Regions from separate parts of the Mus musculus genome. Here region 2 is linked to region 1. The links are chromatin loops, found by intact Hi-C in ENCODE. Cell type or tissue: left cerebral cortex. All regions are shown on one strand. Links, peaks and the distances in the headings refer to the core of each region. The heading gives the core; the rest is flanking DNA.

Evidence for each region. A loop is a pair of places that touch in the nucleus more often than their neighbours do. Peaks named below come from ENCODE experiments on the same cell type or tissue, not always from the same donor. Only the 100,000 strongest peaks of a DNase experiment are listed, where the experiment ranks them.
Region 2: it touches region 1 in a loop (2.1-fold over the local background); 1 of 42 quality-filtered maps calls a loop at or near these places.

Annotation. Positions count from the first base shown.
Region 1 is chr13:59,485,921-59,493,304 of GRCm38, reverse strand. The region is part of intron 17 of Agtpbp1 (ATP/GTP binding protein 1); the gene reads left to right. Among named protein-coding and RNA genes, the nearest start is that of Agtpbp1, 68 kb to the left of the region's middle. In left cerebral cortex, for the core only: a CTCF peak has its summit at 3,958 (motif pointing right); DNase peaks (open chromatin) are centred at 2,370, 3,177 and 3,912; H3K27ac peaks cover 2,680 bases.
Region 2 is chr13:59,410,247-59,417,630 of GRCm38, reverse strand. Gm34788 (a long non-coding RNA gene) reads left to right here and starts at 352. Exons shown (of 3, transcript XR_873544.1): 1 at 352-584; 2 at 709-3,976; 3 at 4,315-5,393. In left cerebral cortex, for the core only: no CTCF peak of the experiment used is centred there; a DNase peak (open chromatin) is centred at 3,554; H3K27ac peaks cover 741 bases.

The sequences.
Region 1 (7,384 bases), core at 1,252-6,251:
CTGAGAGCTGCCATGTGGGTGCTAGGAATCAAACTCAGGCCCTCTGCAAGAGTGGTCAGTGCTCTTAACCCCCGAGCCATCTCTCCTGCCTGTGAAGTGTTGTCTATGTCATACTTCATTCTTGGTGATCTTAGAGTATAAAACAATCATTGGATGTGACTTGTATCTATCCATGTCAGCAGGTTGGGTCCTGCTTAGCTTCTGAGACCAGTGCGGGTGGGTAGGGTCCCAGTGGTACGTATGGCCATCAACTGATTGTGACCTCTCTCTGAAATATTTGCTGACATTCAGCCTTGTTGCACCTTTAAAATTTTATCTTAATTAAAACTTGAAGTATTATCAAGATAAGTAAAAATACCTATTGTGCTCCTTACTTAATGTAGTGTTTTTTAGAGTAGAGAAAGAACATTTAAGAAAACCGATTTCATTTGTATCGTGGGTGTCCTTTAAGAATAAAAGACAAAGACATGTTTTTCTGTGTGTAGCAGTGTACTCTCTAAAATGGTGTTGTAAGTTAGAATTTCACTAACCTTTAATCCTGTAAAAATAATGCCCTTAACACTAAACTTTGCTGAGCAGTTAAAATTTTACATTAAAATTGTTCATCCTAAGCAGTATTTATGTGCTTTCAAAAGCTCTGCCCCATGTGAGAGATAAGACAGCTCCTGCCTTCAGCATCACTGGAATTGTGAAATGAGCACATTCTATAAGGACTCTGAACCCCACAGAAGGGCCTCTGATGGTGGTTGTGCCTTTACATCTCCACCCGGGTTCTCCTCTGTGTGCTCTGTATGCAGTTCAGGACCTGCAGTGGTGTTCAGAAGGAAATCACATGGAGGCTGCCGTGAACCGAGGCAGTCCACTTAGCACAGCCTCGTACCAGCCTGCCTACAGTGCTGGCATTCCAACACAAAATTGTGCCTTACCGAAAAACAAGGCCAAGAACCATGCTATGTTGTTCTCTGTATTTTAATTAGAAAAATTGCATTTCTGATATTTTCTCTGGTCCTTAAATGTTCCTCTAAAATGCTTTTAATGTGTTTTATTGAAACCTTTGTTATCACACATCAATGGTCACAGTTTCTCTGCTTTTTAGGTGTCCTGACATTTTAATTATTTTATATGTCTCCATTTGATTTAAAATACCTGTATCTCATAAGCCAAGGCTTAACTATACATTAGCATTTGTTCAGAGAATATTAATTTTATTAGTATAGTATAGTGTCCTACCATATTTTCAAAAAGCCATTTAAAATTTTAGGTTTGTTTCTCTGAGAAGTTTATTACTTTGTGGGGTGAGTTTCAACGTAGCCCTAGCCAGCCTTGAACTCACTATGTTAAGTGGCCTTGGACCCCTGCTCCTCCTGCTCCATCTCTCAAGTGGTGGGGTCAGAGGACGGTGTACCGCCACCACTTATGCTTGTTGATAAGTGTCACTCACCATTTTATCAGGTACTGGAAACTTCTGTTTGATTACAAAATCATTTGGGAGTTTTTTTTTTTTTTTTTTTAAAACATGGTCTTGCATAAGGTAAATATGAATAGCGGTCCCATTAATGTAAAAATAAAACAGGCTATCCAGGGTCTCCTTGCAGTGGCTGTTGGGTTTTGGACAGTACTGATTGTACCTTTCCTTGTGTAAGTGACTCTTAGATTTTCATTGGTAGCAGAAACTGTGGACAGCAACTGTAGTTCTGTCCTTGTTTCCGTGCTTGAGCTCCCTCCACCGTCCTCCCTCTTCCTCCTCCTTCTGGGCAGCTTTTCTTTTTATTTATTTAAAATATTTTATTTTTATATTAAAAAATCCCCCACAGCTTCTGGTTTATTCATTTCTTTTAGAAGTTTTCTTTAATTTTGACCTTTACCTCCCTGCAAATTAGTACTTTTCTTTACTTCTTTAATTTGTTTGTTTTTTTTTTTTTTTGGAGATGATCAAAGCTTTTAAAATTTCCTCTTTATTATAACTTAATTTTATATCCCTTCCAGATTTTAATATTTCTGTTTTTAATCTTGCTATCTTTATTTGACTACAAAACTAGGGAAAGGGTTTACTATATTATTTTCCTGGCTTAATTATTTGGGTTAAATCCTTGCTATTGTCAAAGTTTAATTAATTTTGCTTACAAACATGTAGACTTTATTATTTGCAACATTTCTTGGATTTGAAGTAACCTTGAAATATATCCAGTCCGTTTTGATTTAATAGGTAATTAGAAATAAGATGTGTTGTCTGTAGTGCAGTTAATGCCCACTGACTTCATGGAGAGAAAGGAAGACCCAGCCAGTGCTTGTTTGTTGGTTTATACCTTGTGTGTGTCTCATTCGAGTTCCAGTTTGGTTTTACTGTGTTAAGTCCTCATTTGAAAGCCTGCCAGTGCCAGTTGAGTGTAATTTGGCATATAGACGACTGTAGCTTTCCACGCCCTGTGTGTCCTTTAACAGTGTTGCAGTTAAGTCTTCCACTGTATTTGCCTTCAGTTTTGTTCCTATATTTGTAAATTGTAATTAGTTTGGTACATGGTTGGCAGCTGGTTTTATAAATGGAGAAAGGGGTTTGTTCTTTGACCCTTTGTCATTAATATAGATGATTATAACTGAGTTAAAATGAAATGTCTAGTGTTTGTCTGGTGCTGCTTGCTGCTTCCTTCCTCTCCTCCCCTTCCTCATGACTGCCCTCCATCTCCCATCTCCATTTCCCATCTCCATCTCCTCTCCTTCCCCTTCCTCTTCTCTTCTTCTCCCCCTTCCCCTTCCTCCTCCTTTCTTTTCCTCCCCTTCCTCCTCCTCTCTTCCTTTCCCCTCTTTTCTCTTCCTACTCCTCTCTTCCTCTCTTCTCCTTCCCCTTCTTCCTCCTCTCTTCCTCTCCCCTCCTCCCTTCTACCTCTCCCCTCCTCCCCCTCCCTTCTCCTCTCCCCTCTCCTCCTTTCTCTTCCTTCTCTTTTCCTTTCACCTCCTTCCCCTTCCTCCTCTCTTCCTTTCTCTTCCTTCCTCTTCCTTCTCTCTCCCTCTCCCCTTCTTCCTCTTCCTCCTCTATTCCTCTCCCCTCCTTCTCCCCTTCTCCCCCTTCCTCCTCCTCTCATCCTCTTCCTTCTTCCCCTTCCTCCTCCTCTCTTCTTCTTCTCTCAGCCACCCTCCCTCACTTTATGATGGTTCCTGCAAGGACTCCACATGGCATGGAGCGTGTCTGTGCGATTGAACCACCCCCAACACTACAGACCACGAGCTGAACTTTTCTCAGTCTCCACCTAACTTTATTCCAGGCTCTTTCTGGAATCCAATAAAACATGCTATGAATGTTCTTTTTTCTTTCATATATTTGTAAATAATATCTATGAAGTTAGGATAAAAGGTAGAGCAAGCTGTTTAGGTAGCTAGACTTTTAAAAATAAGACCAGTTTTGGATCTGCTAGGTTAATACCGAATAAAACTGAAGCTGGCTCGGTTTTACATCAGTAGAGGCTGAAAAAAGTGAGGATTTTTTGTAAACTTGAATTCGCATTGTATGTACTTAGAGCAGGATGCACAGTTAATATAATGAGCACTGGGAGCCTTTGATGACTAAAGAAATCATTTGTGGTGGAAAGCATAAACTGATGAAGGAGGCCATAGTACTTAGGAGGCTAGTTTGCCTTCTGTTTGACTTTGTGGGAGGCTTGGGCATTTTGCCTGTGGGACGCTGAGTGCTGTGCACATAGAAATGGACTTGGTGGGTAGAGGCCTTTGGTAGGGCTCACCAAGATGGGCAGTGCCAGAATTGCTTTCATTTCTTTAGTTACCCCCTTCCCCCTAAGACTTTTTTTTAGCTGATTCTACTAAGAAGTCTTCACAGACGATCCTAGAGCAGCTTGAATGTACTGCTGTGGTAATGTTGTCTGAATTGCTAAATTTGAACATTTGTGTCACTATCTCCACACCCTCTTTAGCTGTTACTTGAAATGGATTTTCTTAAATTGCCACCAGATGGCAGTTTTGCATTTAGTGATAGCTTCAGTTTCAAGCTTCTGTTTCATTCTCTCCCTGCATGTCTCTCAGGCTCAAGGGGGTTTTAACTCCTTCTTATATAAATCGACCATAACAATCCTGCTTGTAACATAAAGTGAGCATGCACAAGACACTTGTCAAAGACCCCAGTCTAATTTAAGATAATCAACTTTGTGTGTGTGTGTGTGTATGTAGGTATGCATGCATGTATGTTTGTATATATGGCACATGTATGTGTGTATTTATGTATATAGTATGTATGAGATGTATGGTGTGTTGTTTGAGTATATGTGTGTTTTGTGTGTATGGTGTATATGTGTGTGTGTGTGTGTGTGTGTGTGTGTGTATGTATATATATATATGAATGATGTGTATAATATGTGCATGCATGCTTTGAGATAGTGCTGAGGTGGGAGGACTACCTCCTTGCCTTCCATCTGGAGTCAGGACCTGTATTGTTTACAGCTGTGTATAGCAGTCTACTTAGCTAGAGAGCTCCCAGAATCCTCCTGTTTCTTCCCATCCTGGTATGAATGTGCTGGGATTACAAACAGGCTTCTGCATCTGGTTTTTTCTGAGGGTTCTGGGCATCGAAGCTCAGGTCCTCAGGCCTGTAAGGCAAAATTGTCATCTACTGAGCAATATTTCATAACTCCCAATGCTTTCTAGAAGTTTTACGTTGAAAAAACTTGAAGTGTTACTTTGCTAAGATGCTGACATCTGAAATGGTGCCTTGGCACTCTGGATCTCCTTGTATCCATTTTCTACAAACCATGGCTTTCTTGTGTGTCACTGTAGCATGATGGTTAGGATCAGGGAACTGACATTAATACAGGAAGTACCTTCTAGTCCTTGGATTCCCATTTAAGTTAGACTTTCTTCTTTTAAATCAATAAAAGAGTTTAGCTCAAAGGCATTTTCAGTCTTTCCGGCTAGCATGTGTCCAGCTGCTTGCTGAACTGAGCTACAGTCTGCTGCGCGAGACCAGTGTGTGTGTTCCCCTTGTTTCCTAGAGTTTATTTCCCATGTTTCTTTGTGCAGATGCTGACCTTGCTCTGCCCATAACCGGTCACATCGCTATGTTCTCACCGTGAAGTGCGACTCTCACAGGAGGGAGGGTACATGCTGAGCAAACCTGACCCCAGGCCTGTCTGGGAGGACCAGCTCCTGTAGGGTGGCGCTGGCGACTCGGCCCCTCATGCTTGCTCTGATTACTGACCCTGGCTTTTACTTCGCTTTCATTAAAGGCTGGTGCCGCTGTTTGAGTCTGTGGCAACTTCATAGTTTACTCAATATCGTTACTCAGACGCAGCCTTTCTGTGTTATGTTGAATAGATAATGACTTAGGGAATCGGAGTCACTTCCTTAGATTGACTCTTAGTGTTGCAGCCTAGCTTTCCCGAATATATTCAGTCAGAACTCTTGAGTATTGCTTTCTCTTTTCAGAATTAATACTGTACTTTAAAAAGTAATATTAGGATACATTGTTTAAAAAGATCAGAGCATCCTTAACCTCAGCCTGAGCCTTTTTCTGCTCCAGTACTCGGCTGTTATGTAAGGTGTTCTGTCTGTAGGAGGGTGAAACTTGAGGTTTAAATGGCTCGGTGAGGGTCAGGGACTCAGATGTGATTTAAGTGTGCAGTGACAGTGTGAGTCTTCAGGTACTGAGAGGGAAATGACAATACCTTGGGTGAGTGTCCGTCACCAAGTGCTCGCCTTGTGCAGGTCTTGGCGTATTTTAGCACAGTCCGATGCCCGTGCTCACTCACTGAAGAGCCAGCAGTGTAGACAGTGCGTAGCACTCTATCAAAGGCCATACGGCCATGTGTCTGTGTGTGGCCGAGTTGGAATTTGCCCTGGTTGTAGAGTGTGTGCTTGTAACCACCCTGTCATTCTGCATACACAAGATCAGCCTAGTACTGGACCTGTCATCTGGAACTCTGGAGACTTGGAGACAGGCAGATATTGTTTATATCTGTTTATAGTTTGTCATTTGTTACTGCCAGTAAACATAAAAATCCAGGAAATGTGCTACCTAAACTCTCTTTGAGGAAAATTAGTCCATGTAGAGATCTTTGGATACATAGAGGTGTCCTAGTGGCACGAAAGCAGAGGATGTGGGGAAAGTCAGACTGGCAATGGTCTGATGACTTAAATAAATAAAATAAAATAAAGCTAATCTAGACCATAAAAGGATGGGGTAACACATTAAGAAAAAAGTCAGTGGGACGAGGAAAAATAGAAAGTCAAAAAAGAAACAAGTATTTGGTAAGTAGCGGAAAGGAAGTGGGCTGAAGGGGCTGAGGTGGGGCATGTGCAGGGCATGGCTCCTGGGGGGAGGCAGTGCCCTAGGATGTCAGAGAGGACAGTGCTGTGTGTTCCTTCAGGGGCAGGACCTTGCCATTGAATAATTTGGCAAAGATAAGCTAGGTAAATGCAAACAAAGCAGAAGTGGTAACATCAATGGCAGAGAAATTTAATACTTAAAAACCAGAAGAGCTGAGAGACTCACAGGTTTCTGTCCTTAAGCTGCTACAAACCTTTATGTAGGAAAGTTGTCACGGAGACCTACAGAGACAGAGCAAAAGCTCCAATAATTAACGGATTAAAAGACAGCTATTATGAAAATAGAATCTGGCCTAGCAAGAAGTTTCAACATAAGCAAGGATTTAAAGATTGGGAATGGTGTAGCCAAACTTGGGAGTCCCTGTTTTGAGAAATATTTGAGGGTATGCTCCAGCAACCTGAGAGTAAAACTTAAGAAAGAGAAAGACACTGGGTGTGAGAAGTGACTCAGCCAGATGTCCAGCAAGAAGCAGGTGAAAGTTGGGAAATACTCTAGAGAGTGGGCCATCCTACCAGAGTGTGATGGTGACAGCCAGGAAGTCAGTGGAGTAGAGTCTGACAGTCAAGAAACTCGCAAGAGGTATGAGAGGAAGTCTGACGTCATTCATCAAAATGGCGAAATACAGACGAAGCTGTAAACCAAAGTGTTGGACTTCAAGTGTGAGACAGACATATGTCATAGAGGTTATAGTGTCTGGCAAAGACGTGAGGAGGACATTTGAATTGGCCCTGGAAGCGTTTTGGGGAGCACGTGCCTTGGCTCTCCAATGGCTCCACCCACAGAATCTTAGCTAAGAGTGTGTGGTGTGGTGTGGTATGTGTGTGTGTGTGTATGCGCTCACGTGTGCATGTGTGCCTGTGCGCACACACCGAGGCTAAAGGAGTATGATGGTACCCTGATAGCACTCTGCTTATTCGCCTGACAGGATTCTCAGTGAACCTGGATCAAGGCTGGCATCCAGTAAGGCCCAGGGATCCTCTCTGTGCCCACTCAGTGCTGGGTTATAGGCAATATATAGCCACAGCCAGCTTCTTACATGTGTGCTGGGGATTTGAA
Region 2 (7,384 bases), core at 1,464-6,463, 76 kb after region 1:
TATAAGGTGTGGCCCTGTTGGAGTAGGTGTGGCCTTCTTGGAGTAGGTGTGTCACTGTGGGCTTTAAGACTAGCTGCCTGGAAGCCAGTCTTCTGCTTAGCAGCCTTCAGATGAAGATGTAGAAGTCTCAGCTCCTCTTGCACCATGCCTGCCTGGATGCTGCCATGCTCCCATCTTGATGATACTGGACTAAAGCTCTGAACCTGTAAGCCAGCCCCAGTTAAATGTTGTCCTTATAAGAGTTGCCTTGGTCATGGTGTCTGCTCACAACAGTAAAATCCTAACTAAAACAAAGGAGAAATGCTTTGAACAGGAAACACACACACACACACACACACACACACAGAGAGAGAGAGAGAGAGAGAGAGAGAAACGCAAGGTGGAGTCACTTTCAGGACCTGGATCTGTAGATCTGTGGGTCTGGAACAATCAGTGGATACTCCAGGAACGAAGATCCCAAAGCGTGAGCTGTCCAGGATTGTAAGGAAGGAGGGGATATTGCTGCGCAGATACAAGATCTGCACTTGATGATTTGTGTGGACGCTTATCCACCAGATGTCAGCCGAGTGTCTCGTTTGAACAAGGTGAGTCTATGAGAGGCAGTCCCCCGATTGGCTCCAGAATAGGGTGCTTTGAAATTATCTTCACAAAGGATCTGCATGAGCTGGCGGTCTCTGAATTTCTGCCTTCCGCCACTGCCACTTACAGTTCAAAATATCGTCTTACATCTGAGAAAGAGGAGGAAAGGAGAGTCTATTCCCAAGCATCCTACCCCTCGAGGGACTCCACATCCCCAACCGGTACAAGCAGAAGAAGTGGAGTGAGTCACTGGTCATGCATTCTGTTATCATCCATGTTTGCATCTGTTTTTCTTGCAAGCCTCCACTTCCCCTCTAAATCAGTCATTTATATCCTCATCTAAATTATGTAAAAACACTGTTGTAAGTTAAAGACTGCTTGCAAGAGCAAAAGCCAGCTTCACCTACGCACCCTGCTCTCGATTCTATTTCTTGGATGGGCCATGCTCATTTCTTGTCATATGTGTTTGAGTACACTAGCCAGGGTTAGTGGTGCTTGCTGCTGTAACCAAAAACATCCGAATAATGGCAGCCCAGTGGCAGGGTCTTGGTTCTCCTCAGAGAAGGCCTGCAGGAAGAGAGTGGTTGCTGGCCACTCATGTGGGGACTCAGTCATGCTTCTGTTGATGTTCTGTGTACTATCTTCATCCCGGGCTTTCAAGTCTTCTCTGGAAGAAGAGGAAACGGGGTTGGTGTGCTGAAATGTGGGAGAGGCTTTATGCTGGAGCAAGATGCACTCTCAGTTCTCTCAGCTCTCACAGACCGCAAGAAAGAGCCCAGCACAAAAGGGCAGGCTATTGCGGAGAACTAGGAGCATGGAGTTTAGCTGAGGTCCCAAGAAGGGCCAGAGAAGCACAGCGCATTGCCCTTACCACTGTGGGACTGAAGACCTGGGATATCTTTCACAAGGCATTTGAAGAGCCAAATGTCAGATAAGTAGATCTGCAGACCCTGTGTGCTGAAGCCGTGGGTTCTAGACATCCCCTGGAGGGTTTCCTAATGTGTTAGCTGTCATGCTTCCCCAGGTCTCAGCAGGCAAGCGGCCTCTGGCTAAGTGCCACTAAACCTCTCCTAAGATGTTCTTTTCTTAGATCTGGGTCTGAGTGAGTGGGACCCCATCCTCTAGTAACGTCACCATTACTGCCAAAGGGAGGGCTGGGGCGGGGGAAAGAGCAGATGGATCTCCTGTGCCCATCCCTGCTCCGGCCTGACCGCTGCTGTGCTCACCCCCTCCCTGCCTGACCGCTGCTCTTTCACCACATTTTTTAAAACATCCCTCTGAGTGTCAGGCACCAGAGGCACCTTGGGAGCCTCGCTGGGCTGCAGCGCAGGGAGCATCGCTGGGCAGCCGGCACGCGCTAACTGGATATGCTCAGGTCTGTCTGGATCGCCTCTGAAACATTACTAACTTCAGATCTTGATTTTTTTCCTTAGAAGTGAAGCCAAGTTATGAAGCCAGCATTCCTGTCAATCCTAATCCCCGACTCCATCTTCATCCATGGATTGTCCAAGTATATTCTAATTTTCAACCCAATATGTAATTAATGTTCACAGTGATTAGTAATTGTAGAGCAGACAAGAATTGCCCAGGCAGTAGTACCTGAGGGATTTGGAGCTCAATTTTTAGGGAAATGGCCTCACTGGATGCCCTTCTGCATCATCTAACTACATGTGACCATGAAGAAAGGTCCCTTCTACTCATAAGCCCACACTGATGTACTACAATCACTGGAGGCTAAGCCTATGTGTTAAGGTACCCTCTGCTCTTAAAATAAGAGTTGAGCTCTTTGTCCTTTTATTCTGTTTATAAACACAGTAACTAACAGACTGTAAAAATAATGCAGGCACAGAATAGCATAAAGATAACAAAAGCCGCCTTTCTACAGTATGGAACTCTTACAAGAAATGTACACAAAATGCAGGTGTGCCCCGAAGCACGTGGCAGAGACTCACAGGCTACAAAACAGAAAGCGCACGGAGCCCTTGACAAGATCACACCCCACCCTTACCCAGGGCTATGATGGTTTTCTCTGAAACGTTCCATTTTTAGTGTATGTGCTCCTGGAAAAAAATTAACTCAAAAACTATGAAGACGGCTTTCTGTGTTAACAAAGAAATTATAGTTCCTCGAATATGTCATTAATTTTTCATGCCTCATTATTTGTGATATTAAAGAAGGAAGGAATGGTCAGAGGGAGGTTAAACAGCTCCTGGTTGAGCCACCATGCCCTACCTCCATGGTATATGTCATCAGTTTCTTTAAAATACTTTTATTGTTATATATTCATTGTATATAGACCTGGGATCATAGAGACATAATTGGCTTTTGGGTGATTTGACATCTCCGACTATCTGAAATGAGCACGCCAGTATATTAGTCTGTTTTTATTATAATGATCAAATACCAGGGGCTGGATGCTTTGTGACAAGGTTTGTTTGTGTCTCTGGTGATTCAAGGACACGGTGGTGGCACTGGCTGGATCCTTGTGAGGATTGCATGACACCTCAATGGTGGGAGCAGATAGCAAGGAGGAGAAATGATGAGGTAAGGCTGGAAGCTGGATGTGAGCCGGTGAGACCGGAAGCTGGATATGAGATGGTGAGACCGGAAGCTGCATGCGGTCAGGTAGGGGAGCAGGATTGCCCTCTATTGTGGTAAGAGCCACTTACGGTCCCCTCCCCCCACCAGTGCTACTTCCCATTGTATTCCATGTCCTACACATGATCTTTGACAAGATCCTAGGGCTTGTCAAACCACCAGTACCCAACATATGAGCCCTTGGGGAGGATGCTCAGATCCTATCCAAACCACGGCCCGTGCTCTCCACTTGCATCTCGCTCTTGGAACAGCAGCCCTTCTCTTCAGCCCCTTCAGCCATCTCATTCCTTCAATCTCCTTTACTGTCTGCTTGTTTCCTTGAGAGCTCACATTGCAGCTCACTCTTCCAGGGACCAGAGTCTTCCCCGGCGATGCTAAATTTGGACTCTACTGCTCTGCCTTCGTATCTCTGTGAATAAGTCGTGTGATTTTTTTTTGTCTCAATCTTTCAAAAGGCTTTGCAATAATGATTCAACTCAGTGTATGTGGTATCAATGGAGCATACAAACTCACCATGGAGTTCACGCGTGTCCAAGCAATTAGGAGGCTAACCACCCTGTGAAAAACACATATCCCAGAGGCAACGAAATTAGCATCTAGGCGGCAGCATCTTTATAATGAAGATTTAATCTGATCTTTTCGAAGACGATATAAGCAGTCTGCACACTTCTTAAGGAAGTACCAGTGTTCCTTTATAAGATGGCTGCAAATCTGTTCTAAAATAGTGTCTGCTACTTCAGTTAAAGTTCAAGGAAAATTGTCCTTAAAAAGAAAACAAATTGAATACCATAAGATACAGGTAATTTATTAGACTTAAAAAAAATCTCATTATTTTTTTTTTTTAAAAAGTGTGGAGATGGGTACTTGGCCTGTGTATGTCTGCGCACCATGTGTATAGTCCCTGCTGAGCCAGAGGAGAACATGGCTCCTCTGGAACTGGAGTTAGAGATGGTTGTGAGCTGCCACATGGGTGTTGGGAATAGAATCTGGGTCGTCTGCAAACACGGCCAGCACTTTCAACTGCTTAGTTATCTCTCCGGCCCCCTTCTGATTCTTAATTGCTATATAGTTGCAACATAATAAAAGAATTCTATCTGTCATGAGTATTGACAAAGCTGTAACATGGCTTGAACACAGATACCTAAGACATCACAGGAAGAAGTCAGTTTTGACTTAAGGAGTCCTGACTGGAAGAGGCAACCTTCTAGTGAACTGTTCCTCTGGGCAGTGTTGGGCCTTATTCGTCTGGATACTGAGGCCTAGTGGGGAAGCCTGAGTCTTTGCTCGAGTTTAGAGACCTGTCTTGTTCACTTCCATACTGGAGTGGCTCAGCACAACCTACTTAAGCCTGCCTTTGCCTAGCTACCACTGATGTAGAATAACTTTATTGGCCCTGTCAGTCACCCCATACCCTCCATCACCCTTCCCCGGCCCCTACCTCATCTCACCTCACCAAAAATCCCCACCTCCTTCCTCAACCCTATATAAACAAAAGACTGATGCAATAAAATGAGTTCCTGCTTTGATAGACTCCCAGCCCCTGGCATGTTTGTTTTGGGCCACTCAGCCTTGGAGGGACTAGGCTAGACTGGGTTCTCTCCTCTCACCTGGACTCGCTAGCAGATAGCTGACAGGGCTGGACATAGGGCTCAGTGGGAGAGTGCTAATCTAGTATGATAAAACTTTGAGTACAGCTTTCATCAACACGTGTACATGCATGCACATACGCACACATTCACACACACATTCACACACATGCATGCATACATTCACACATTTGCATACACGTGTGTGCATACACATTACAAAGAAACATGTTAGGTCAGATAAGCAATTTAAAGTTGGAGACATGCTAAACACATGACTACAAACATACATTGCATCTCAATGTGTTTTAGGTAGAGGCTTCTCCTCCAGCCTATAGAATAATACACACACGGACAGTACCATTATCTTACCTTAGTATTCGGCTGGTTTTGAAAAGCAATAAACACCAGTCCTGTATTTTACCTTTTGTGAGAGTTTGGATGAATATGGCCCCATAGGTCTGTAGGGAGTAGCACCATTAGGAGGTATGGTGCTGTTGGTGTTGGTGTGGCCTTGTTGGAGGAAATGTGTCACTTGGGGTAGGCTTCGAGGGTTAAGGAGCTCAAGCCAGGCCCAGTGACTGACTGTCTTTTGCTGCTGCCTATGGATCCAGATGTAGAACTCTCAGCTACCTCTCCAGCACCATGTCTGCCTGTGTACCACCATGCTTCTGACCATGACCGTAATAGACTAAACCTCTGAACCATAAGCCAACCTCAGTTAAGTATTTTCCTTTATAAGAGTTGACATGGTTATGGTGTCTATTCACCGCAATGAACCCCTAACTAAGCCACCTTTCAAGAAAAGGCATTTCTACAACTATTTATGTGCAGACAAGCCCAGACACAATCAACTAGCTTTCTTTCTTCTTAACAGTCTTTTCCCTAGAGCTTCTGAAATCTTTGCATTTAAAAACCAGTTAACCAAGACAGGAGAGAGAAGCCCATGGAAACTACCCAGTGTCTTAAACGCGTTCTCGCGACCGGCCAGGAAGAACGCAGCAAACCAGAATCTTCTGCGGCAAAAGCTTTATTGCTTACATCTTCAGGAGCCAGAGAGCAAGAGCCAGAGCAAGAGTCAGAGCAAGAGAGAGAAAGAAAGCAAGAAAAAGAACAAGAACAAGAAAGCAAGAGAAGAGAGAGAAAAAGCAAGAACAAGAGAGAGAAAAAGCATGAGCAAGAGAGAGAAAAAACATGGCAAAACCCCGTCCCTTTTAAGGAGAATTATCCTCCGCCTAGGACGTATTACTCCCTGATTGGCTGCAGCCCATCGGCCCAGTTGTCATCACGAGAAAGGCAGAACACATGGCGGGAAAACTGCCCCTGCACGTGTGCAGATTATGTTTACCACTTAGAACACAGCTGTCAGCGCCATCTTATAATAGCAAATGTGAGGGCGGCTCCCCACACCAGTGTGTATACACAAGGCCACTTTCCTCCCGGGGTCCCTGGCTGTTCTGTTCTTTGCTATTAGACTTCTACTCCGCCTTCACATCTGATGGCCCAGAATTCCTTAGCTGACAGTGCTGGTTGTTCTGTTGTGTTTGTTTGCTTTTGTTTTTTGTTTTTTGTCAACTTGACACAAACCCAGGCGTACACATGGGAAATGAAAAATCTGAGGCTCTGCCTTCATCGAATTGTCCTGTGGACATGTATGTGGGGCGTTTTCTTGATTACTAGTTGACATGGGAGGGCTCAGCTCTTTGTGAGTTGTTCCTGCCCTAGGCAGGTGTTTCTGGGGTTGTATAAAAAAAAGCAGGCTGAGCAAGACATGGAGAGGCAGGTAGTAAGAAGCAATTGATCGATCCTCAGGGCCTTTCCTTCTGTTCCTGTTTTCAGGCTCCTGCTGTGAGTTCCTGTTGGCTTCCCTCTATGATAGATTCTAACCTGTGAGAATAAACCCTTTCCTTCCTGGAGTTTTAATTAAAACCATTTGATCAATGCTTATCACAGCAAAAGTGCACTCCTGGGGTCTTGACTGTCCTTGTTGTGGGCAAGGGCAAGCAATTTGCTGGACCCTGGCCTGAAGCCCAGGTAGGCCTTTGCAAACCTGGGTTTCCAGGATCCCAGGTCCCCTGATGTGAACTTCTGGGAGTCCAACATGGGCTCTTCCTTGTGAGTGATGGCTCTGGGGAGCTCGGCCAGTCCTTTTTCTAGGTGGACCATAAATCCTTTCCCAATGCTCACTCTTCATGAAGATCAAAGTTTCCTTAGACATGATCTTCCTGGAAGGACCACTCAGATGCTAGACTCACTTTATGCCAAATAAGCCTACTTGGAGCAGTGGTAGCTCTGGCCTGTCAACCCCACCCCAACCCCCACCTTGGGAGTTTGAGGCAGTGACCAAGGGTTCTAGGCTGTGTGGGGAGCTCCTGTCTCAAATCACCTGAAACCAACCAAGCAAAAAAGCTGTGAGGGTTTCTCTCCCCCATACCTGTAAGAATGTACAGTCCTGGTTCTAACAGTGCTCACCATAGGAGACTTCACTTGGCAACTGGAGAAAGTTTTATGTCAAGATACTTCTGTTCTCTGATTGCTTGGGAGTTGGATAACAATCCCATTTTTATTGGCCAGCTGGGTTCTTGTCACGTTCTTTTTCATCTTCAGTTTTAGTTAAATGC